3 separate regions of the Mus musculus genome follow, and all the other regions are linked to region 1. The links are chromatin loops, found by intact Hi-C in ENCODE. Cell type or tissue: heart. All regions are shown on one strand.

What was found. Peaks named below come from ENCODE experiments on the same cell type or tissue, not always from the same donor. Only the 100,000 strongest peaks of a DNase experiment are listed, where the experiment ranks them.
Region 2: it touches region 1 in a loop (4-fold over the local background); 7 of 42 quality-filtered maps call a loop at or near these places.
Region 3: it touches region 1 in a loop (2.9-fold over the local background); 5 of 42 quality-filtered maps call a loop at or near these places.

Annotation. Positions count from the first base shown.
Region 1 is chr8:71,268,578-71,276,577 of GRCm38, forward strand. Haus8 (4HAUS augmin-like complex, subunit 8) reads right to left here and starts at 4,013. Exons shown (of 11, transcript NM_001163042.1): 1 at 3,707-4,013; 2 at 649-707. The coding sequence starts at 3,735. It overlaps Myo9b (myosin IXb), which reads left to right and starts at 4,137. Exons shown (of 40, transcript NM_001142322.1): 1 at 4,137-4,252. In heart, CTCF peaks have their summits at 3,795 and 4,005; DNase peaks (open chromatin) are centred at 3,994 and 4,704; H3K4me3 peaks cover 3,614 bases; H3K27ac peaks cover 2,887 bases.
Region 2 is chr8:70,894,632-70,902,631 of GRCm38, forward strand. It overlaps Rpl18a (ribosomal protein L18A), which reads right to left and starts at 2,812. Exons shown (of 5, transcript NM_029751.4): 1 at 2,728-2,812; 2 at 1,502-1,681; 3 at 1,285-1,414; 4 at 969-1,078; 5 at 91-876. The coding sequence starts at 2,745. The coding sequence ends at 784. It overlaps Mir7067 (microRNA 7067), which reads right to left and starts at 939; the gene lies at 877-939. Snora68 (small nucleolar RNA, H/ACA box 68) reads right to left here and starts at 1,225; the gene lies at 1,128-1,225. In heart, CTCF peaks have their summits at 2,598 and 3,559 (motif pointing right); DNase peaks (open chromatin) are centred at 1,140, 1,860, 2,880, 3,590 and 2 weaker places; H3K4me3 peaks cover 3,362 bases; H3K27ac peaks cover 2,464 bases; H3K27me3 peaks cover 300 bases.
Region 3 is chr8:71,363,022-71,371,021 of GRCm38, forward strand. It overlaps Use1 (unconventional SNARE in the ER 1 homolog (S. cerevisiae)), which reads left to right and starts at 4,196. Exons shown (of 8, transcript NM_025917.4): 1 at 4,196-4,348; 2 at 4,623-4,672; 3 at 4,749-4,827; 4 at 4,938-5,090; 5 at 5,529-5,541; 6 at 5,829-5,856; 7 at 6,111-6,282; 8 at 6,506-6,711. The coding sequence starts at 4,214. The coding sequence ends at 6,688. In heart, no CTCF peak of the experiment used is centred here; DNase peaks (open chromatin) are centred at 3,860, 4,500, 7,060, 7,941 and 2 weaker places; H3K4me3 peaks cover 3,216 bases; H3K27ac peaks cover 4,220 bases.

The DNA of each region.
Region 1 (8,000 bases):
CCCTTGCAAGAGACCTGGATTTGCTTCCCAGCACCCACACCACCCAGCTCAGCAGGTTTCAGGGAGGAACTGGATATGTAGCCCTGTGCCACCAGCATCGTCCAGGGTGGGGAATGCAGCTTCTGAAGAGGAATGCAGGCCTGGCCTCCAGACCTGCACCTTCGAGGCCTGTCTTGAGAGCCTGACACCATGACAAAAGAGACTCCAACTCTCCAGAGGCCCACTGCAGTCAAATGACACCTCAGTGATGGAAACTACCAGTCCCCAAAGGCATGCCACTGAGCAGAGAAAGCTTCAGACTCGTTTCTGTGCCCTCCCCTGTACCCCCAATAACATGAACCCTTTCATGAACTAGGTGGCAATACATTCATATTCATTCTTTCTCTCCCTCTCCCTCTCTTTCTCTCTCTCTGAAATCAGAGCCAGGAAAAATTTCAGCATGTAGAGTTCTTGTAGCCAAGCTCAATGACCCACTTCAGCGCCTGAGACCACACATGGTAGGACAAAGTGACTCCCATGGTTTGTCCTCTACCTTCTACACACAACCCTCCAATGAGATAAATACACATGGAATAACAAAATTAAGCAGAAATATTAATGAAGACAAAACAGACAGACACTTCCTGAAAGGACCCTGGCAGCCCTCACCTTGCACTCTCCTTCCCTTTGTCTTGGGAACAGCACAAGCACCAGCAGCTGCAGACTTCCTGCAAGAGAGGAGAGAGATGTGCAAAGACCAGAGCTGCCTGCCTCCTGCTGACAGTGGGAGCTGGGTGAGGGCTGCTCCCAGGACAGGCTCCACAGGAAGAATACCACCTTTCTCACACCCTAGTGGGAGTCAGAACAATGGCTACGGGCTTCCCTCACTCCTCAGAAGCCTCTGTGTGACTCAGAGCCTCATAGGACAGAGCGGGACCAGAGCTTACCCCTGTCTTATCAGGCTGATGTGACAACAGCCAGACAGGTATGAGGGCTTAGGGATGGGACAGGAGACTTGACAAGGCCACATGCGGCACAGGGGCTAGGTGGATGATGGAAGGAAAGCAAGAGGGAAAGACCTGGAACATTCTGAATCTGTTCTCTTAGCTCCAATTGTAGGGATGAGGTGGCAGGGTGGGGGCAGGAGACTATGACACGTACTTCTCTGCAAAGGGTCAGCTTTCTAGGCTGCCCAGTCACTATAACCAACAACTATTAAACTTTGCCATTCTAGTACTGAGGCTGACAGAATGGGTGGACCATGTGGCAACAAAACTTTACTGACTTAGCAACATCTGGGATCACACAATGTTCATATGTCACAGAATAGTTATACATTTTTTAAACAAATGGATTTTTTTAAAAAAAGATGTATTTACTACTTTATATATGTGAGTACAATGTCACTGTCTTCAGACACAGCAGAAGAGAACATCAGATCCCATTACAGATGGTTGTGAGCCACCATGTGGTTGCTGGGAATTGAACTTAGAACCTCTGGAAGAGCAGTCAGTGCTGTTAACCTCTGAGCCATCTCTCCAGCCCACAAATGAATTTTTTAAAAGGTTTATTTTATGCATATGAATGAGTCCACTGTACCTGTCTTCAGATGCACCAGTAGAGGCATCAGATCCTATTAGAGATGGTTGTGAACCACCATGTGGTTGCTGGGAATTGAACTCAGGTTCTCTGGAAGAACAGTCAGTGCTCTTAACCGCTGAGCCATCTCTTCAGTCCCCAAATAGTTGTATTTTCAAATCTTTTGTTTTTATTACTTTATTTCATGTAAGTCTGAATGGTGTTTGTATGAGTACAGGTGCTTCTGTGCCACTGTGTGTACCATGGTGCCTGTGTAAAGGTCAGGGACAACCTCAGCGAAGGTTCTCACCTTCTACCTTTCTTAGCCATGGCTCTGTTTGCCCTGCTAGCTCTGCCTCCTACTCCTAGAGACTGTGCTGCTTTAGCCTCCCATCTCCCTGTGGGAAGTGCTGGATTACAGACAGACACTACTGCATCCAGTCTTTATGTGGCTTCTGGGGACCTAAACTCAGGTTGTTGGGATTGTTCAGAGAGCAAATAAATCTCACTTCACAGCCCTGGCTGTGCCAGACAGCTCATAGGTTAAGAGTGTCTGCTGCTCTTACAGAGGACTTGAGTTCAGTCTCCAGCACCCAGGTGAGGTGGCTCACAACCACCTGTAACTCCAGCTCCAGGGGATCCCAACCTCTTCTGGACACACCTGCAAGTCAAAAGCAGGGCTGGGAGCTGGGGGCTTCTCCCTGCTCTGGGGGCAAATCATGGGCCTATGGGAGAACATGGGGCCCTGTAGTTCTACAAAGTGCAGGTGCATCTGTTGTCCCTCATGGTGCCCCAAAGCCTGCCCACCACTCACAGAGGCTTCAGTAACATGGCCTTGTCCTGTCCTGTGCCCACTGTGCATCCCTACTCTCTACCCCCTGCCTTTCAGGGCTGGGAGTCTCAGGTGTAGGAGGCTCCTACCATAGGCCTCTTCTCTTAGCATTTCAGCATTTTACATTTTATGTAGTTTGTAGTGCTCGTGTGCCATGATGTGCACATGGAGGGCAGAGGACAAAATGCGTAGTCAATTGTCTTAGTCAGGGTTTCTATTCCTGCACAAACATCATGACCAAGAAGCAAGTTGGGGAGGAAAGGGTTTATTCAGCTTACTCTTCCACATTGCTGTTCATCACCAAAGGAAGTCAGGACTGGAACTCAAGCAGGTCAGGAAGCAGGAACTGATGCAGAGGCCACGGAGGGATGTTCCTTACTGGCTTGCTTCCCCTGGCTTGCTCAGCCTGCTCTCTTATAGAACCCAAGACTACCATCCCAGAGATGGCACCACCCACAAGGGGACCTCCTCCCTTGACCCTAATTGAGAAAATGCCTTACAGCTGGATCTCATGGAGGCATTTCCCTAACTGAAGCTCCTTTCTCTGTGATAACTCCAGCCTGTGTCAAGTTGACACAAAACTGGCCAGTACATCAGTTATCTACTTTCACCATATGAAACCCATGGATCAAAATAAGATCATGAGGCTTGGTGGCAAGAGCCTTTGTTTCACCCACTTGACCTTCACAGAGTGTCCTTTGCTGTATACAGTCACAATAGCCCGTGACCCTCATCCTTCAGACTCTTAAGCAAACACCCATGGGTGTAGTGAGTCAGGGCTAAAGGGGAGTGCGACAAGCAACCCTAGAGCTCCTGAGGCCTAGGAAAAGGTCTGTGCTGGGACTAAAGTCGTGCTACCATGTAGGGTCACGTTTTTCCTTTAAAAAAAGGAAGGCTAGGTGGTGGTGGCACATGCCTTTGAACCCAGCACTTGGCAGGCAGATTTCTGTGAATTCAAGGCCAGACTGGTCTACAGAGCTCCGGATCAGCTACACACATACACACACACACACACACACACACACACACACACACACACACAAAACAAAAAACAAAAAACACCACTGTCTCCAAGGGGAAAAAGAGAGAATGTCCACCAAAGTCCACGCACAACCCCAATTCTGAACTGCATCTGGGACCCCAGCTCCCCAGCACGCACCGAAGCGGCTCAGAGCCTGGGCTTCTGGTCTGGGAGAGATTCGGGCATTGGCTCATAAGATCCCAGTTCTCCAGCTCCGCTGCCTGTGAGCCCAGGATCTGGTCTTTGGCCAACCCACAGGAGCCCCTAAATTCCGCCCTTCTGAGATCCCAACTCACCCTGCGTCCCGTTCTGAGGAATCCGCCATTCTCCCGCCTTCCACTCAAAGGCAAGCGTCTCAGGGTCCCGCCCGCTAGGAGGCAGGGAGTAGTGCTGGAAGCCGGAGGGTGCTCTCTTCACGCGAGCCGCGGGGCGGGCTCCAAGCTTGCTACAGTTCGTTCAGCCTGGCCAAGAGCGCCGAAAAAGGGCGTGGCTCCAAGGTGTCCCTCAGACGTGTGGGCTTCCGGCACCAACCTGAGCGGGCTAAAATACTGCTGGGGAGGGGCGTGACTATCATAGCGCCCGCCCCTCTCAGCTGTGGAACACTTAGCATCTGGAATGCACCAACCGCAGAGGGCGTTCGCTGCGCGCCTTTAGATGGGGCGGGACCTCGAGTCGCCCCGCCTCTCCGACGAGTTGGCGCCCGCCCACTCAGCGCCTCCGGAACCCGGAAGTGAAATCGCACGGTGCAGCGGCGGGCGAGGCTGGTCGCTTCGGGGCGGGGCGGCCGGGAGCAGCGGGCAGGCTGGCCGGGGACCGGTGGCGCGCAGCGGCCCGAGGTCCAGGTAAGTTCTCGCGGCGGCCGTGAGTGGAGACCCGAGCCGGGGTTGTGCACCGGGTTGCTCCTGAAGTCGTGGGACGTGAGGGCAGGATGCGGCCTGGGGGACGCGTGGACGCTGAGGGGGTTGAGACTGGCGGGCTTACCGCGTCTTTCAGCGGCGGCTGAGGAGAGGACGTGGCTAAGGTGGCATCTGGGGGGATCTCAGGAAACGGGGGAGGCCAGGAAGGCGGAGCCGAGGGGCCGTGCTAGGGAAAGGGACTTCTGCACTCGCGGTCTGAGCCCTAGGGTGTCAGAGAGGCGCCGGGCTCTCAGAGAATGGGAAACGGTCTGTGGCAACCCACTGTTGGGGCTGGAACGTCTAAAAGAGTGGGCCTGGAAAGACACGCAAAAACAGTTCCTCAGAGGGCCGGAGGAGTGGAGAGGAGGAGGAAAGGGAGATGACGGGGTGCAGCCTCTGGAGACTCGCCCCCGCCTTCCCCTCTTGATTCATCTTCTTCCTGACTTCACTCCCGGACAGCTGGGTGATCCGCCAGGGCGAGTCCCAGCGCCCTCTGGGTTCTCTCTCTGCTTTGATAGGCACATCACTTTCTGCTCAAGAAAAGAGTAGCTGGACTCTAGAGGAGGTTGCGGGGTGGGGGTGGGGTTCTGACACCCGAACTGCGTTTCAGAAGAAAGGGAGCCGGTAGGGTGGAAGCCACTCTCTCAAGAGAGTCACATCCTTGGACTTAAACGTTTTTTTGTTTTTTGTTTTTTGTTTTTAAATGACTTACAGGAAATGTATACCTCAGCGGTGGCAGAGATCTCAGCCCCGTGGAGTCACAGCTGCCAACAAACCCTCCCTTCTTTTTCTAGGGACCCTAACTCCCAAGGCTTTATAGGGGAGTCCTTTTGTGCCTCTTTGGCTCATTTTCCAGCACTTTAAGACATCCACCTAGCAGCCCCTCAGGTTGTATCTCCTTACCTTGTTGGGTATTGTCTAGTCTTTGAGACTTCAGTATCTTAAGGTGTCAAGGAATGGCTGGAGGTGGCATGAGCAACTATAAAGTTATTGTCACCGGCCTCTCTGCTCCTACAAGGCCTTGGAGCTGCCTGGTTTTGATTGGCATCACTTTCTCCCCCCCCCCCCTTACCAGTATTCCCTGTCTGCTGTGTGCTTGCTGAAAGGAGGCCAGGTTTAGAGCTCCATTTGGTACAGGAATCTGGATATAAAGGAAGCCTTAGAGACATGACTGCCCCATTCACTTCAAGAATGTTCTGGAAGAAATCTTTCAACTTAGCTTGCCCAAGGGCACACGGTGCAAGTCATGCCCCTTGGAATATCGAAGACTTTTTGGTCCTGAGACCCCAGGAAGGACATGAACTTTCCTATGCATGACACACTTTTTCTCCTGCTTACTTGGAGCTGTGACTCAGTGGAGGTCTCCTGGAAGAAGCAAGCGCCTTGTTTGGGGTCTGGCCTGGGGCAAGACTCTGCCTATTTCTCCTTTGGATTGGCCTGTGTCAGCCTTTTTCCAGAGCTAACCCCACTTATTAACTTTCATGTTTCTGGTACACACCCTTTGGTTTTATGCAGCTCCAACTTTCTGTCTCTTGCCCTGCAAATGCTGGGGACGGAACTTAGAACCTTGTGCTTGCTTACTGGGTAAGTGTTCCACCATAGAGCCACACCTCCAGTCAGGTGTCCAGGATGCTACCTGCATGAAGCACAATGCTCTGGCTTTGACCTCCTACTTGGGTAAAACCCTCTCTCAAGTCTAGCTAGTACCTTGTGGGTCAGGTGGGGACTCAGGACTCCTGGGCTTGACTCCCTTCCTGACAAGAGACCATGAACTTGTGGCTTCCCTTTCCTTATCTCTCTGGTAACATGTGGTGAATGGGTCCAAAATTAACCAAGCAAGAGCTGGTTGTGCCAAGTGGTTGGCTGCCTCCTGAGAGCAGAGCTGAGATCTCCTTGTGCCTCAGAGGAACAGCTATTGTCCCTTTACATGGAAAGAATGGCATTCCCATTAGGCAGACCTTCACAATGACAGGTGACATGAGTTATCACAGGGGCAGAATTGGGAAGACTGAGAGCAAGACTTGGGATGTGGGGGGGTCCACTATGTTTCCTGGGAAGAGTGTCTGGTCTGCAGTCAATCCTGGGAAGCCATGTCAGTGGTGAACCCAGAGTGACAGGAACAGATATCCTGTCACTCTCCTCTTTGGGATACTTGCTGTAGCCTCTGCTTTAGTTTGTTTCAATTTTCTTTTCCATTCAACCACCAGGAAAGAGTCCTTTCTCAAAATGGACTCAGGCAGGTGCTGGGTTTGGAGATAGATCCCTAGACTTTTCTAGAACCAGGAAGCGAGGCTGGGAGGCTAAGTTTATGCTCTAGCTCTTATCACACAAACAGCCCAAATATCCACAGCACCCTAAGAAAGCAAAAAGCCAACAAGTCTGTGTCTGTATTCCCTAACCCTCTAAAATAGCCTTTACCCAAGTTTGGCTGTCAAACTGTCCTGACATCTGGTGTGGGGGGCCATTCTTTGCCCCAGGGCCATCTGTGCACCATGTGATGCTGTAGTGTCCCCAGCTTGCATTGGCAGGAGTGTGTTGACCAATGATGATGATGGGTTGTATGGAGTAGAGTGGGCCACATGGAATGGACCCAAGGTGGTTATAGATGCTGTGCTGCAGTCCCCGCTAGCCTCGGTGCATCTCAGGGTCACCTGCAGGAGTCAGGAGAGGTGGGGACGCCTTGATTGCTAGATCCCGCTGGCCACTGCATGGAAGGAGACCAGGGGAAGAGTAGGGCAGGTGAATCAGCCGAAGCAGCCTGGCAGGCACAGCAGGGCCATTGTTTCTCTTCTCCTTGTATCACCACTGACCTGAGTTTCTGGAGACTCTGTCCCCATCTGGAAGCAAACTGTCACTTTTCTTGCAAGATTAGCTATACCAGACTCCATTCTCAGAGGTTGCCCAATCGACATGCCTTTGAGAAGCTGCATTATCTCCTTCATGGGCCCACGCTCTCAAGATAGCCATCCTTTCACACACGGTGCACGCATTGAGCCTCTTTTGGTCTGTGTGTGTGTGTGTGTGTGTGTGTGTGTGTATGTGTGTGTGTGTGTGTGTGTGTGTGTCCGTGTCCATTTCTATCCCCTCCTGTTCCTTTTCCCCTGTCTCACCAATGATCATGGCATAGCTGCTTCACTTCAGTGGGGAAGGTCATCCACTCTGGGACCCATCTGACTGATGATCTGCTCTCAGGTGTGGGCCTCAGTGTCCCACCTGGTAGGCCTTTGTATCTTTAAGGTCCACAATCTAGCTGTGCCAGGCAGCCCCTGCCCGGCCCACCATTCAGCCAGGCCCAGGCGTGGCCTCCTCACAGAGCAAGACAGGCTCTTCTCTTTTGCCCTCTACGTCTCAGAGAAGCAGAACAAAGGGCCTTGTCTCTGCACTTCTGTCCATTTTGTCTGGGAAAGTTCTCCATGATTTGCCACATTGGAAAAAAATACCGCTGATGAGCTGGGCATCTGCTCATTTCCTACTCAGGACTCCCTGAGAAGTGATTCAGGAGTTCAGCCTGGAGGATTGTTGGATGATGAATAAGCTGGCAGAGTTGACTCATTATGTAGGTCCTGGCTCTGCCATGTGTTGTAATGCACATATACATGTGTGTGTGTGAGAGAGAGGGATGGAGTCAAGCTAGAGCTGACTCTGGCAAGCTTGTATCTATTACAGACTGGATGGACAACCCACAAGACTTTAC
Region 2 (8,000 bases), 370 kb before region 1:
CAATGCAGTCTGAGGGGTCACCCATTCCTTTGATGTGGGACCAATGGACTTAATGGGAAAAAGAATCATCTATAGACCAGATGCCCTCTTATGGCTTTCACATGTTATCTTCTAAGTGCCATTCACACATTGCTATCCCTGAAAGTACTCTGGGCCATGTGTAGACATGGAAATGTCTACAAGGGGCCAGAGGCAAGTCCCTCAGAGGTAGCAATTGTAGGCAACTGCAGTAGGTTCCTCCCTGTGACAGAACAGTCCCAGGAAGCTTCAGGCCTGTGCCCTTTCAAGATTGGGCACCATGATGATGCCGTGCTGGCTGCACCCAACAAAAGGAACCCCCATGTTTCCTCCATCATTCACCAAAGCGTAACCCTGTCCCCATCTAAAGCTTGCAAGCTCACTGTGGGGCTTGGCTGGCCTCATTTCCACCTAGCTGAAGCTTAGAGCCAGCAGGATAAAAAGCTCAACCAGGTCCCCAGGCTTGGATTATAGTCATGTCTGGAATTCTTAGGCCTGAGACAGCAGCACCCTGGAGTCCAGAAACAGACTGCTACCCCTCAGTGTCACAGGCAGGGCTCAGGCTATGTCCTAGACAAATCGTAGTGGGGCTGAAGCTAATCTAAGGGGATACACACCTATGGAAAGATGCCACTGAGCAAGGCTGACAGGCAGGTGAGCAGGGCTAGCATGTTGTTAGGGACGGGACCAACTGGGACCTCTCCAGGGACATAGAAGCAAACAAGCAAGGACAGTCTCAAGTTTTTATTCAGTGGGTCTCTGTGTCTAGAAGAAGGTGTTGGGCCTCTTGGTGGTGAAGCGTGGCTTGTGCTGGCGCCGCAACACACGGTGGGGCAGTGGGAATTTGATCTTGGAGTCCTGTGGGGAGGGAAGCAATCAGTGTCCAGAGACTGTCCGTGTGCAACCACCCCCTGCAGCCCTGCGTCAGCCCCACACTCGGGGTCACTCACGTGGAACTGCTTGACAGCTGGCCGGCGGCACTTGCCAGCTGCAATCTCTTCCACCTTCATGATCTGGATGGAGTGGGCACGGGCACGGTGTCGGGCACCCATGTCTCGGTCTGTGGAAAGAAAAGAAAATCAGCCCCAGCCACCCAGAATGCCCCCACATTCTGTAGAGCCTACTGATTCACTCTGGGGGGCACTGCACAGCCCCCCAAAGGCGACGAAGCCCCTTTGCTGTGTGCACCACTATTTAAACAGCCGCTACAGGCAGCGACAGTTCTTGGGTTGGGTGCCAGAAATTGGCAGAGGGTTGGAGACTCACAGCACTGTGTGACTGCACCAGCAGTGGTCAGGTCCCTGTACTCCCGATACATGTTGTGTGTGCCACTGCGGGAGTCATAGCGCAGCCAGATGCCAAAGTTCTTCACACGCAGGGGTGACTTCTCAAACACCTGTGGGGAGTAGGGAGGACATGAGGAGTGCTGCCCTGGCTCTGATGGTACCCAGCGACCGGCATCCTGTGGGGCCCCAGACCTCACCTGTCCGCAGTACACAATTTCCCCGGATGACTTCTTCATCTTCTTCAGCTGTGACACAAAGTACCAGAAGCGGGACTTGGCCACCACATGGTTGGGTGCAAAGATTCGCATACGGTACAGTGGTGGTGTGTGGCATTTTGGGGTTGGCAAGCAGCGCCCCACCACCTTGTACTCCCGAAGCTGAAAGACATGTCAGGAGAGAAAGTTGTCTATGTGGGGGAGGGGTGTGGAGGCAGAGCCGGCCTGAGATTCAGTCCTCCCACAGGCAGGGGTGTCCAAAGTGGGCTCATACACTCGAGCCCAGTGTGAGGCAAGTCAGAAGGCTTGTGCTCCGCTACGAAGCTGCCTCAGGGTCTACATGTGGCAGGCTGCTCTGCTCTCCCTGAAACTCCAGGCCAAGATGGCAAAGGTGGCTCACGTCTTTAATCCCAGAGCAGGAAAAAGGCCATTTGTTCTACAGAGAAACTGTCTCTGGATTGGGACTAATTGACGATTCCAGACTAGCTTTTCACCAAGAGTCCGAAGGATTGTGTCCAACACACCGGGGCCAGTATGAGATCCGGCACCCTAGGCTACCGTCAGCCAGCCTTTAGAACTAGCTAAGGATGATTCTAGCGACGCTCTGCTTCGATTTCAAGTGCCGAGATAAGTGGCAGCAGGCTCGGTGTAGCCAGCGCTGGGGACAGGCCGCAAGCTTACCAAATGCTCTCTAAACCTAAGGCGGGCCGCGTGTCCACTCCAGTCTAAATAGACCAGGTTAGCTTTAAACCTCATAAGAGACTAAAACAAGCCAGCCGGGCGTGGTGTCACACGCCTTTAATCCCAGCACTCAGGAGGCAGAGGCAGGCGGATTTCTGAGTTCGAGGCCAGCTTGGTCTACAGAGTGAGTTCCAGGACAGCCAGGGCTACAGAGAAAACCCTGTCTCGAAGGAAAAAAAGACTAAAAGAACCACGGGGCTAGATTTGGCAACGAAAAGGAGTGTAACGCTGATATACACGAAAAGGCGGAGGGCCTTCCGGTGCACCCCGATCTAACCCGCTCCGTCCTCGGCCGCCCAGCACGCGGCGGCCGCCATGTTGGCCGCAAGGAGGCTGTGGGCGAGGAGAGCTGCCCGTAACCGCTGAGGGACCCTCGCGACGAACGCACCACCACCCCGGAGGACACAGCCAACCCGAGCGGCCCTGCCGCCAACGCCGCACCTTTTGCCCCGCCGCGGCCTCCTTACCGTGCCCGAGGCCTTCATGGCACTGCGCACTCGTTCACCGCCAGTCACAAAAGGAAGTGTTGTCTTTCGCGCAGGCTCTCACCATGGTCTCTGACGGAAGTCCCGCCCTCCTGATGCGGTGCTTCCATTGGGTACAGCTAGTAGCGGTCTAAGTTCTTGGCTTTTTTATTGGGTACCGATCAGCTACGTATAAGTCCCGCCTCTCTTCACGGAGACTACAGTTCCCAGAGAGCAGCGCGACGGGCCTTTGCAAGTTTCTCCCGGGACGCCCCATCGTCGTGCGCGAGGGATCCTGGGAGTCTACGCGTAATCGTGGTTCCTAGTTAGATTCCGGATTTTTAGTTCTCTCTGTCTCTCTCTTTTTTCATCTTTTTCTTCCCACTTTCTACATCATCCTTCTGTGTATCTACCCATCTATGACCCATCATCCATCTTTTTTATTTGCTTGCACCACCTTCGTGTCTGGTGCCTCGGAGGCCCGCAGAGGGCGTCAGTTCCTCAGTGCTGGAGTTAAAAGTTGTGAGGTGAATGCTGGGAATCGATCCCTGTATGTGCTCTTAGCTACTGCTGTTCTCTCTCCAGCCCCATCTATCTTTTTCTCTGTCATTAGTTTGGTTTGTTTGTTTGTTTTTTACTGTTTATTGAGATAATGTAGCCCAAACTAGCCTGTAACTCACTGTAATTCTCCTGCCTCTTCCTAGTTCTTGGGATGCTGGAGTGTGCCACCTGCCAGCCCACGTAACTATTTTCTTTATAGAATTGTATCAGAGCTGTGTCACTCTGTCTTAACTTTGTCATTTTCCTGGCCAGGTCCTGTACCTGAAGGCGACAATATCCGCCGTGTGTTTCCGCTAATGGCCACTAGGTGGCGAGCGCGTTTTTTGGCTCAGCCGCAACGCAATGCAATGCTGGGATGTGTGCTTCTAGGTCCCCCATTTCCATTGTGCTCAGGCGCATTCAAGTGTGATCCCTCAGTTTCCCCAGCCGCATTAACACTCCCCGTCCCATAAGATAGTTGTAAGATTTAGAAATTGGGCGTGGTGTTGCATGCCTGAGGTCTTACAAATGGGAGAGTGAGCCAGGAGGCTCAGGAAAGATGGCCTTGGCTACACAGAAAGATCTCATCTTACAGCCTTCCCACCCCAAAATAAACAGCTTAATAACATGTCGGTGTGCAATGGGCAGGCTAGGACACAGTCCACCTCTGCTGGAACACATTGCTCCAACCTGTGTTCTGGAGGCTGCTGAAGTGGGGTAGATACATTCTGTAAGATGCAGGACAGATGCTGGGGTGCAAGCTGTGCCCTGAGAGGGCACAGGGAAAGGAATGGAGAAACAGCTGTGTGAGGAAAAAGTTGGTATCCACAGGCCCAGCCTTAACCTTGGTCTGGGCTTTGATGTAAATTCAGAGTTTACAAGACCCTCAGCTGGGTGAACAGGACAGGTGCTGGCGGTTCAGTTTCACTTCCTGCTTTGCAGATGCCCCCCTTGGCCTCTCCTGAGTGGCGACAGGCTCTAGCCTTAACAGACCTCCTCTCCAAATGGCTCCTCTCCTAGGGGCTATGAAGAATCCCAGCAGGGCCACCTGTTGGTAAGACCTCAGGTTTCTGTCACAACAGCCCTGTCACCACAGGCTAGTGAGTATTCTGGACTTTGAGGTCCACTGACTGGCTTGTCCCCTGTGCCTTTGTTCTTCTGCAGTACACCTGTTAATCTGGGATCTCAGGCCACCTGCTTTTATCCCTCAGTCCCTAGGCAGAGATGTCCCTGCCTTAGTAACTTCAGTCCTGTGCCTTGCAGAACTAGGCAGGATATTGTAACCAGTCCTCAGACCCTAAAATGCCTTCAGACCCTAAACTACCTAGTACCCTGGGTTTCCCTTGTCTGCAACAGGCCTTACACTCTGAGGAGGAACAGACCCAGACATCTGATCCTCAGTACAAAGGACATTTATTTATCCCCCCAGGGACAAGCAGGGGTGGGGGGAGCTGCCTCTGGATTGGGCATAGCAGGTGCTTCTGCAGGAGTGGGTTTTAAGGAGAAAAAGGGAAGTCTGTGCTAGGGTGACTAGGTAAGTCCTGATTAGACAGATCAGCTAGTGTAGACAAATAATGACTTTTGATAGCTGGACCTTGGTGTTTTATTCAGGCATAAGGAAGTAGCCCTTGGTGGCTAGCTTGGGGAATGTAATCTAATGGCTCAGCAAGGGAGAGGGCAAGACCTGCTGGTACCACGTTTACCATGCTTGGGTCCTTCTCTGCGCCAGGACACCTGCCTTTCCCACTCTGCCAAGTCCACAGGGTCTACCCTCAGAGGGCCTCACCCCTCTTTTTGCTTTTTGAGACTAGGCCTCCCTATGTAGCCCAGGTTGGTCAAAGCTTGCTTTTGTTTATTTACTTATTATATGTAAGTACACTGTAGCTGTCTTCAGACACTCCAGAAGAGGGAGTCAGATCTCATTACAGATGGTTGTGAGCCACCATGTGGTTGCTGGAATTTGAACTCAGAACCTTAGGAAGAGCAGTCGGCGCTCTTAACCACTGAGCCATCTCACCAGCCCAAAGCTTTTGTTTTAAAAGTAAAGTTTTATCTTTTTTTTAAAAATATACGGCCATACAAACAAACAAACAATTTCTAAGAAATCTTGGCCCAACTCTTCTGTGACAACATGCTTTTTTTTACTACCCAGACAGGGTTTCATGTAGCCCAGGCTGGCCTTGACTCACTATGTAGTTGTTAATGCCCCTGATTGCTCTTGCCCCTACCTCACCAGTGCTGAGATGATAAGCATCTGCCACAACACCTGTCACAAATGACACTTTTTTTTGTTTGTTTTTCAAGACAGGGTTTCTCTGTATAGCCATGGCTGTCCTGGAACTCACTCTGTAGACCAGGCTGGCCTTGAACTCAGAAATCCGCCTGCCTCTGCCTCCCAAGTGCTGGGATTAAAGGCATGCGCCACCACGCCCAGCACAAATGACACTTTTAATTGATTACTTGATTTTATTATTTTGAGACAAGGTCTCACTCTGTAGGCCAGGCTAGCCTCAAGCTCAGAGTTCTGAGATCTGTCTACCTCGGCTTCCCCAATGCTCCCATTAAGGTGTGTGCCACCATGTGCAGCTTATTCAGGGACTTTAAATAATTTATTTTATTTTATTATGGGTGTTCCCTGCATGTATATATGTGCACCACTTTTGTGCCTGGTGCCCACCATACCCCTCTCCCTTTGCCACTTCCCTCTGTGGGCCTCACAGGGTAATGGAAAGACCTGGAGATGTTAAAAAAAAAAAAACAGGAGAGAAAACCAGTGACAGAGAGACTGAGGTGGGAGAGCTGGTTTGCCATGTTTGTATCTTGCTAGTGACCCTTGGTGGTGATGAACCCTGTTCTCAGGGATGTTCCCTGGCTGTGCTCATAGCACTCCTGGGGTCATGCGGTCATGTCATTCTTGTTTTCTTCATATTTACCATTGAGCAGTTGGATTCCTATTAATTTGGAAGTCCCATGGCTCAGTCCACTATGTCTCAGATGACTCAGACATGGAGTGCTGCTGCTGGCCCTGGGCACTGGGCTGTCCCCAGTCTCTTTGTCACTGGTTTTCTCTCCTGTTTTTTTTTTTTTTTTAAACATCTCCAGGTCTTTCCATTACCCTGTGAGGCCCACAGAGGGAAGTGGCAAAGGGAGAGGGGTATGGTGGGACTTGCTTGTCACCCCAACATTAGGAAGGCTGAGGCCAGAGAGATCAAGAGTTCAAGGTCAGCCTGAGCTACATAAAATGTGATCTCAAAACAAAAAGAGAAACAGAAAAGAAGCTATTCAGCTGGCTCAGCTGGCACAGGCACTTGGCATCAAGCCTGAGGACCTGAATCAGGGCACTAGATCCCACTATTGTGGAAGAGGGGAACTCTTCTTCTTACTTCTTCTTTCTTCTTCTTTTCTTCTTCTTTTTGAGACAGGGTTTCTCTGTATAGCCGTGGCTGTCCTGGAACTCACTCTGTGAGTGAAGCTGGCCTTGAACTCGGAAATCTGCCTGCCTCTGCCTCCCAAGTGCTGGGATTAAAGGCGTGTGCCATCACTGCCTGGAGAGAACTTACTTCTAAAAGTTGTCCTCTGTCGCATGCACAAGAGTGGTTGCATGAGCACACACATGCAGAGCCTATTTTACCGAGTGTGGACCCACACACTTGACATACCAGCCACTCAGGAGACTAAGACAGGAGAAATGCAAAATGAGGCCATCTTTGATAGCAAGACACACCTCGTTCCAGATGTTCTCAGTTCAGATGGAGGTTCTGAAAGGGCCTCCACACAGTTACACATGTCAAAAAATTCCTGAATAGAGGACAGGAGAGATGGCTCAGCCTTGAAGAGCACTGGTTACTTTTCCAGAAGTTCTGAGTTCAGTTTCCAGCAACCACATGGTGTGATTCACAGCTGTCTGTAATGCCATCTGTAGTGGGATCTGATGACCTCTTCTGTCATGCAGGGAAACATTCAGATAGGACACTCACATAAACCATAAATAAATCTTTAAAAAGTTACCTATGCTCATGAATTATCAAACATTAAGATTTCATTAAGAAAACAAAAAACAAACAAACAATCAAACAAAACAAACGAAAGTGAAGTAAAGCTGGGTGGTGGTGGAGCCTTTAGTCTCAGTACTCACTGGGTGGTGGTGAAGCCTGCCTTTAGTCTCAGTACTCAGGAGGCAGAGGCAGGCCAGTCTCCACATAGTGAGTTTCAGGACAGCTATGAACAAGCAGGCGTCCCGCAAAATACCGAAAACAAGCAAACCAACTGAGTATTGTTGACAGTTCCTGTGGGTCATTTGCATGTAACTGCCTCACTTAGTACCAGCTGGATATGAACAGCAGGTGTGAGGGGCTCGGCAATCAACCAGTACAGACGTGATAGTGTAGAAATAAAGAGGAGTTGGGAGGAAGAGGAAAGAGGACCTGGCCTGAGGGAATGCTGTCACAGAAGCCAGCGCTAAAGGTGGGATGGAGCTGTCTGACTGGCTTGTTAGGGAGAAAGGAAAGGCATGGGATTGGTGCCAACTGGAGGGAGCTTGGCCCAGGGCTCCCGCAGGGAACTCCAGGAGCTGCAGGAGGCTGGCGGTAAGTCTATGGTAGCTGTCAGAGCTATGGCAATGGCTCACAAAGCTCAACAGGGCTAAGCTTGGTGCCCCACATCTGCCAGCCCATGGTTGTGAGGTGGAGGTGGGAAGATTCTAAGTTCCAGGGGAGCCTCCTTTATGTCTACCTAAA
Region 3 (8,000 bases), 94 kb after region 1:
CAAGGGCCTTTGCCCACAGTGACACCCTTCTTCCAACAAGGCCACACCTCCAAGTAGTGCCACTCCCTGGGCCAAGTATATTCAAACCACCAGAGGAACCTAACTTGAGGCTACACAGCAAATTCTAGGAGCCAGTTCAGCCAAAAAGGAGACCAGAGATATGTTTGGTGAAGGTGTGGTATATGGTTTTTGGAGAAGGGGGTAACTCTGTGGGCCCATGCTGAGGCATCCCTTCCCCCTGAGGGACCAGCCATATGACAGGGTAGCTAGGCTGTGAGTTCCTCAGCACCCTGTGACCTGTTCATCGGTCTCGCTGAGATCTAACTGGGGTGAAGGATCACCACTATGCCCCTTTAGGACATGCCTTGCCTGGCCTCACCAGCCAAAGAACCCCTCTGGCAGCTGTTGCCTTACCTCCTTCTGGGGATCCACCCACAGGAAAACTCCTAGGGAAGTGTCACCCAGAGATCTCCCTTCTCCAGACCTCCTGAAGGATGTTGCCTTTTTAAATTTGTTTTTTTTTTTTTGAGATTTATTTTCATTTTGTGTTAATGGGTGTTTTAACTGAATGTCTGTGCACCATGTGTGTGCCTGGCGATGGGGACCAGAACAAAAAAGGGCTTTGGCCCTACAGCTATGATTATGGATGGCTGCAAACTGACATGCGGTGCTGAAAATTGAACCTAGGCCCTCTGAGGGATCAGTGAGTGCCTTTAACCTTTGAGTCATTTCTCCAGAACCCTGAGGTTGTGGTGGTTACTGGAAAAACCTGTTTCTAGTTGTAGTACTTTAGTACACACCTTTAATCCCCCTGGCTTGAATGCAGATATCCCCTTAGTACAAGCCTTTAATCCCAAACAATTAAGGTAAAATTAGTTTGGGCTGGAAAGGTGGCTTAGCTGTTAAGAGCACAGGCTGCTCTTCCAGAGGTCCTGAGTTCAATTCCCAGCAATCACATGGTAGCTCACAACCATCTGTAACAGAATCTGATGCCCTCTTCTGGTGTGTCTGAAGACAGCTACAGTGTACTCACAGACATAAATAAATAAATCTCTTTTTTTAAAAAAGACAAAAAAAATTTTTTAAGGATGTGTTTGAATGTTTAATTTAGAGTGACAGGGGCCTGGTGAGATGGCTCAGTGGGTAAGAGCACCCGACTGCTCTTCCGAAGGTCAGGAGTTCAAATCCCAGCAACCACATGGTGGCTCACAACCATCCGATCACGAGATCTGACTCCCTCTTCTGGAGTGTCTGAAGACAGCTACAGTGTACTTACATATAATAAATAAATAAATAAATCTTTAAAAAAAAATTTAGAGTGACAAAGTGATGAATCAGAGAAAGATTTGACAGAATTGGATATGCCACGAGAAAAGAGGAAAGGGAAGCAATGTAGAGAGGAGGCAGCTTTACTGGAACAGACTGAACGGAGAACAGCTAGACACAGGTGAAGACAGAACAAACCAGGGAATGAGAAGGAACCAGAAAGTTAGAACAGATTGCTAGAGTTTGAGGCAAAGCAGAGCAATTCAGGAGAGGCTACAACGGGCCAGTTTGAATCAGTTGGAGCCAGAAAAGGTGAGATAAATCAGCCAGTCAGAGGTCAGAAAGAACTAGAAAGGGTGAGCATATTCTGCAGCAAGTCTCAGAGGCTGAAAACATTCCAGGCCTAGATTAGATTGTACAGAGGCTAGAAGCTTCCAAGGCTAGGCCTAGGTTAGCAGACATGGGCAATAAGCCTCCAAGACAATTCCATAGGTGAATAAAAGTTACATTAACACTCCAGTGCCACCATCAATCACCTTTTGATGTCATCCTTATCCTGAACTGGACAGAACCTCCACAGGGCAGCCTAGAGTCTGCTTAAGCTCTGCCACACAGTTACCTGCCTGACTCGCCATAAAAGGGGCTGCTTTCCCCCCTTCACTTCTCTTGTTCTTGCCTTCTTGCTCCTTCACTGTACTCTTCCCCCTCCCCTCTCTCTACATGTTCATGGCCAGCCTCTATTTCTCTTCTCTCTTCCCCCCTCCCTCCTTCCCTCTTTCTCTTTCTCTCTCTGCCTTTCTCTGCCTCAACTACCCTCCCCATGCATTGAATAAACTATTCTATACCATCGTGTGGATGGTCCCTCAGGGGGAAGGGATGCCTCAGCATGGGCCCATGGAGGTACCCCCTTCCTCCATACCTAACTACACATCCACCAAAACATATCTCCTCTCTTTATCTTTTTATAAACACATCAGTCACTCCACAGAAGTGCTCCTTTGTGGACCCTGAACTCAGTATTCCATAGCACATTTTCTGAAGTGAATGGGACCCCAGGAAACCTGCTATGCTCTGGTCCTTATGAAGGCCAGTCACAAGCAGTGGCAGATAGGCTCAACCACTCAATAGGAGAGAACCCATTCCACAAGTTGTCCTCTAATCCCCAGGTGTGCACTGTGATGTATGACACAAGAGCACATGCACACACAAATAATCAAATTTAAAATGTAAGACATCCCACCCAATGCCAGGTCTTAGGTATGTGTGACTGTTGTTTCTTTATTCCATGTCACTCCATTTCGGTCAATCCCAAAGTAATGCAGGTTGTAGCAGCAGGTGAGCAGAAGAGCAAAAAAATGGTACATACATACAACACAGCATCTTTCCTCTTTAGAAAGGAGACACATTCTGTGGGTGTGGTAGTCAGGATGGCGTGCAGGTACTAGTGTGGCACAGGCCTTTAATCTCAAAAGAGGCCAGTCAGGGCTGTATAGTGAGAGCTAGCTCCGAACAGTGCTTACTGTTCTTTCAGAGGACATAGGGCTTCTATTGCTGGGAAGAGACACCATGACCATGGCAACTTTTATAAAGGAAAAATTGGGGGGCGGGGGGGGCTGGTTCACAGGAGTTTAGTCCATCATTGTCATGTCAGGAAGTATGGTGACACTCAGACAGAGGTAGCTGAGGAGTCCATATCTGAATCAGCAGGCAGCAGGAAAAGGACTGTATTCCAGTAGGCCTAGTTTTTGAGACCTCAAAGCACACCCCACCCCATGGTGTACTTCCTCCAATATGGCCACTGCCTGTGGTTTACTATGGGCTCATTTTGATTCAAACCACAAGCAACAAGGCTCAGTATTCAATTACCAGCATCACATGGCCCTCACAGTCACCATAACTCCAGTGCTCGGGGATCCAGTATCATTTTTGTTTTTTAAGGTTTAAATAGTTTTTTAGAGACAGGGTTTCTCTGTGTAGCCCTGGCTGTCTTGGAACTCTCTCTGTAGACCAAGCTGGCCTCAAACTCAAAGATCCACCTGCCTCTTTCTCCTGAGTGCTAGGATTAAAACCCTACCACCACCCTGCCCAGGTTAAAATGTTATGTTTAATTGTGTGTTGGTGTGTGCATATGAAACGTGAAGAAATCAGAGGTGTCAGATCCCCGGAGTCACAGGCATCTTTTCTAAAAACGTGGACTGAGACGGCTTGTCTAGCATTTCTAATGCTCATAAGTTACATGCGAGTGAAAGAGGTAAACCTAATATTGGTTCACAACCACGGTAAATCCAGCTCCAGGGCATCCTGGCTTGTTTTATAATCCTCATGGCATTCATTCCCTGATCCCTGAATTTCTCATTGGCTAAGTTCTTCGGGAGGTACAATATTCTCCATCCTTCGGGGCCTCGATCATGTAGCCGACTACATGTAACCTAAAATGAAAGAGAGTTGCTGGTAGCTAGGGAAGGGGGGGCCATGGACCATGATTTATTAAAGCTCAGGATGCTGGCAGCCAGGACTGGAAACTAGCAGGTCCGGCCAGATGGAAACGCCCAACTGACACGTCATCAAGCAGGGTCGGGGGAGACCCCAGGTCAAGGTTCCCGCTACAGAGGTAGAAAACACGTGCACTGCGCGCGCAGAGGCGAGGTGAACAAGCGGAATGCAATGACCGGCGAGGGAAGATGAGGAATGGCTTTTCCAGTCCTTTCAACGAATTCTCGCCGGACATAATCGGCTGTTCAGGGCCTACATGGACTACAGAGACTCTGCTTCAAAAAACGAAAAAGGCCAGGTATCAAGACCATCATTTTAAAAAGAGACAGGGACGAAAACGATTTATCTTTGAATAAACTGCGGCTTGAAATAAAACTCTACTTCCGTCCCAAGCGTAGCAGGGCGGACCTCGGAGGGGAAGGACCTCACTCAGGCACTTCCGCCCTTTTCTAAGATGGCGCAGGCGGAAGGAGCCTATCATCGCCCGCTGGCGACGTCGCGGTTGGAGTTGAACCTGGTACGGCTGCTTTGTCGCTGTGAGTCGATGGCGGCAGAAAAACGAGAACCGGACGAGTGGCGACTGGAGAAGGTGAGGGATTCCCACGCCGCCGCAAAGGCCTGCGAACCAACTCCACAGGCCACTGTCTCCGCTCCTTCTGGTCCGCGGCGACACGCCCCTCGTGCGTAACCCCTGACGTCCTAGTTTTCTCCCTACAGCTTCACGCACAGGCCACGCCCTCTCAATTCTAGGTCTTCGCTTATGTCCCCTCCCCTCTCTGACTCCTCTCCGGGTCCCACCCCTCTCCCTGGTTTGCTCCTGCCTTGGGCCACTGGCTTGGCTGACACCATACCTTCCCTCCCAGTATGTGGGTGCCCTGGAAGACATGCTGCAGGCCCTGAAAGTTCAAGCAAGGTGAGTGTGGGGGCACCGAGTCACCACCTCCTACGACGGCACAGCAGCAGACTAACTTTTTCCTGCTGCCTTTCAGTAAACCGGCCTCAGAAGTGATCAGCGAGTACTCCCGCAAAGTGGACTTTCTGAAGGGCATGCTGCAGGCCGAGAAGTTGGTGAGCCTGCCCTCCCATCCCTCAGGCGGGCCTCACTCAGTTCCCCACAGCCCCTAGGACCAGGGCACAGCCCCCCAGTAACTCGTCTTCCCCTTCCTATGTCTCCTCAGACCTCCTCCTCTGAAAAAGCTCTAGCTAACCAGTTCCTGGCTCCTGGCCGCGTGCCCACCACAGCCAAGGAGCGGGTGCCTGCCACCAAGACTGTACATTTGCAGTCTAGGGCACGTTACACCAGTGAGATGCGGAGTGAGCTGTTGGGCATGGTACGATTCCCTCCCTTGTACTTGGGACCAACCTCTGGATAGCAAAAAGAGTAGTCTTCAGAGGGGAAAGACTGGAATAATACCACAAACTCTAGTGGGCCTTAGGCAAGGCTTCCCCAGGAAGGCACTGTGCTCAAGAAGAGGAATTTGGCTGGGTGGTGGTAGTACACGTCTTTAAACCTCAGCACTGAGGAGGCAGAGGCAGGCAGATCTTTGTGAGTTCAAAGCCAGCCTGCTTGCTCTACAGAATAAGTCCAGTAATCAGGGCTACACAGAGAAACTCTGTCTTAAAAAAAATTAGCAAAACAAAGAAGAATGGACCACATCTGGTTAAACCCCAGAGTTGGCCCCACAGCTTTACATGAGTCAGCCCAAAGCAGAGAGAGATTTAGGGAAGATATCAAAGAGCATGGCCTCATTCCTCTCTCCTCCCCACAGGAACCATCTGGAGGTGAGACATGCTGAGCATGACTGTTCCTGCCACCCCACAGCCCTCATGCCTGCCCATCCCCCTTGATTTTTCCCAGCCCAGGAAGAGGTCCCAGGGTCATCTTTGCCTGAGGGGAGGCTGAGAAAGAGGATGGTTCCCAGCACAGTGCTAGGCCATTGAGAGGGATCTGGGACCAGGGAGAGTGGGCAAAAAGCAGTTCACAGGCAGAACAGCATTTTGCTGATCAAGGTCAGAAGTTTGGAAACAAGAAAGCTATCTTCTTTGTTCTTGGCCTCTTTTGCTTCCAGAATGTGAGGTGGACATGAGGAAACGAGCGTGAGTATTTCAGCCACAGCGTGACAGGGAAGGGAAATGAGCGGCTGAAGCTGGGGCCCCTGAGCTGCTATAAGGACCAGCTGCCTGCTGGAAGTCCTTTCTGGGGCTGCTGTTCCCAGAATGTAAAAGAGCAGGGGAAACTGAGTCCCCAGTAGAACTGAGGGTGGTGCCATGGGCCCTGGGATCCTTGGGAAAGGGCCACATGGATGTCTTTACCTATCACTACTGGGGACCTACAAATGTGGCGTCAGCAGTGCGAAGGGGTCCAGACCTGCAGATGAGAGGCAGTCAGCATCCGAGCTAGACCTCGTCCTCCAGAGGCACCAGGGCCTCCAGGAAAAGCTGGCTGAGGAGATGCTAGGCCTGGCCCGCAGCCTCAAGACCAACACACTGGCTGCCCAGAGTGTCATCAAGAAGGACAATCAGGTGTGGTAACACTGCTGCCTCTGTCTGCCTCAGAAAGCTCTGCAAAAAAGGGGCATTGTGACTGGTGTTTTGCTGGTTGAGCAAGAGTTTGTTAAAGCCCAGGGGGAGGGGGTAGCTGAGCATGCTTGGCCGAGGTCACACTATGCACCAGAAGCACAGGCTACTCAGGAAAAGTCATACTTGGGTCTCAGTCTTGTTGACACAGCCCCTTCTTCTCCCACAGACCCTGTCACATTCACTCAAGATGGCAGACCAGAACCTGGAGAAGCTGAAGCTGGAGTCGGAGAGATTGGAGCAGCATGCACAGAAGTCAGTGAACTGGCTGCTGTGGGCCATGCTCATTGTCGTGTGCTTCGTGTTCATCAGCATGATCCTGTTTATCCGAATCATGCCCAGGCTGAAATAAAACAAGAAAGCCTGCACACCAACCCACATGTCTTCAGTGCTAGCAGTGTGTGTGTGTGTGTGTGTGTGTTGCAGGGGGTGCCTGGGCTGCAGGGTGGTGCCAGCCAGGACACCTCTATCCTGAAGTCAGCCTACAGCCCTTCACCTGGCCACTCTGCTCCAAAGGCGTAGGGCAGCCTACAATACACAACAAAACCAAGTCTCAAAAACAGGAAGAAAAGTTAAAACCTGCCTGGGAGAGCAGTGGCCACGCAGATCCCCTCCCTAGGGAGGCAGACTGAGTTTAGGGCCAGCCTGGTATACACAGAAAATTATAGGCCAGACAGGGCCACATAGTGGGACCTTGACTCCATCTTCCAAAAATAGCACAAGAAAGGCTTGTCAGGCGGCTCAGTTGGTAAAGACACTTGCCACAAAGCCTGACAGCCTGAGTTCCACCCCAGAGCATGAGCAAAATAAGCAGTAAGAGTTAGGGACAAAAAAGCCAATCAAAAACTATATTTAGCCAGGCACTGGTGGCGCACGCCTTTAATCCCAGCACTTGGGAGGCAGAGGCAGGTAGATTTCTGAGTTCAAGGCCAGCCTGGTCTACAGCGTGAGTTCCAGGACAGCCAGGGCTATACAGAGAAACCCTGTCTCAAACAAACAAACAAAAAACAACAACAAAAACAAAATTAAAAACTAATAAATATATTTGGGCCGGGAGTAGTGGTGCATGCCTTTAATCCCAGCACTTGAGAGGCAGAGGAAGGCAGATTTCTGAGTTTAAGGTCAGCCTGGTCTACAAAGTGAGGACAGCCAGGGCTACACAGAGAAACCCTGTCTCGAAAAACCAAAAAAAAATATATATACATATATATGTGTGTGTGTGTGTATATAAATATAGATAGATAGGCTGGAAAGATGGCTCAGTGGATAAGAGCACCGACTGTTCTTCCGGAGGTCATCAGTTAAATCCCAGCAACCACATGATGGCTCACAACCATCTGTACAGCTACAATATTCTCATATACATGAAATAAATCTTTAAAAATAAATATATTAACTGTAATGGTAACTTCAGGGAGTCTGACATGCACACACACATAGTTAGCATAATAAACGTCACTTCTTAGGGTCTAGGGAGATGACTCAGTGTAAGAGTGTGACTCAAGTATGCAGATCTAGGTTCCAACCCCTAGTACTCTTGTAAAATGGCAGAGGTGGGGAGCAGGAACCTATCAACCCAGTGCTAGGAGGGAGATACAAGCAGATCTACCTGGAGCCCGCTGGCCAGCCAGAATACCTAAACAGGGACCATCAGGTTTCGGAGA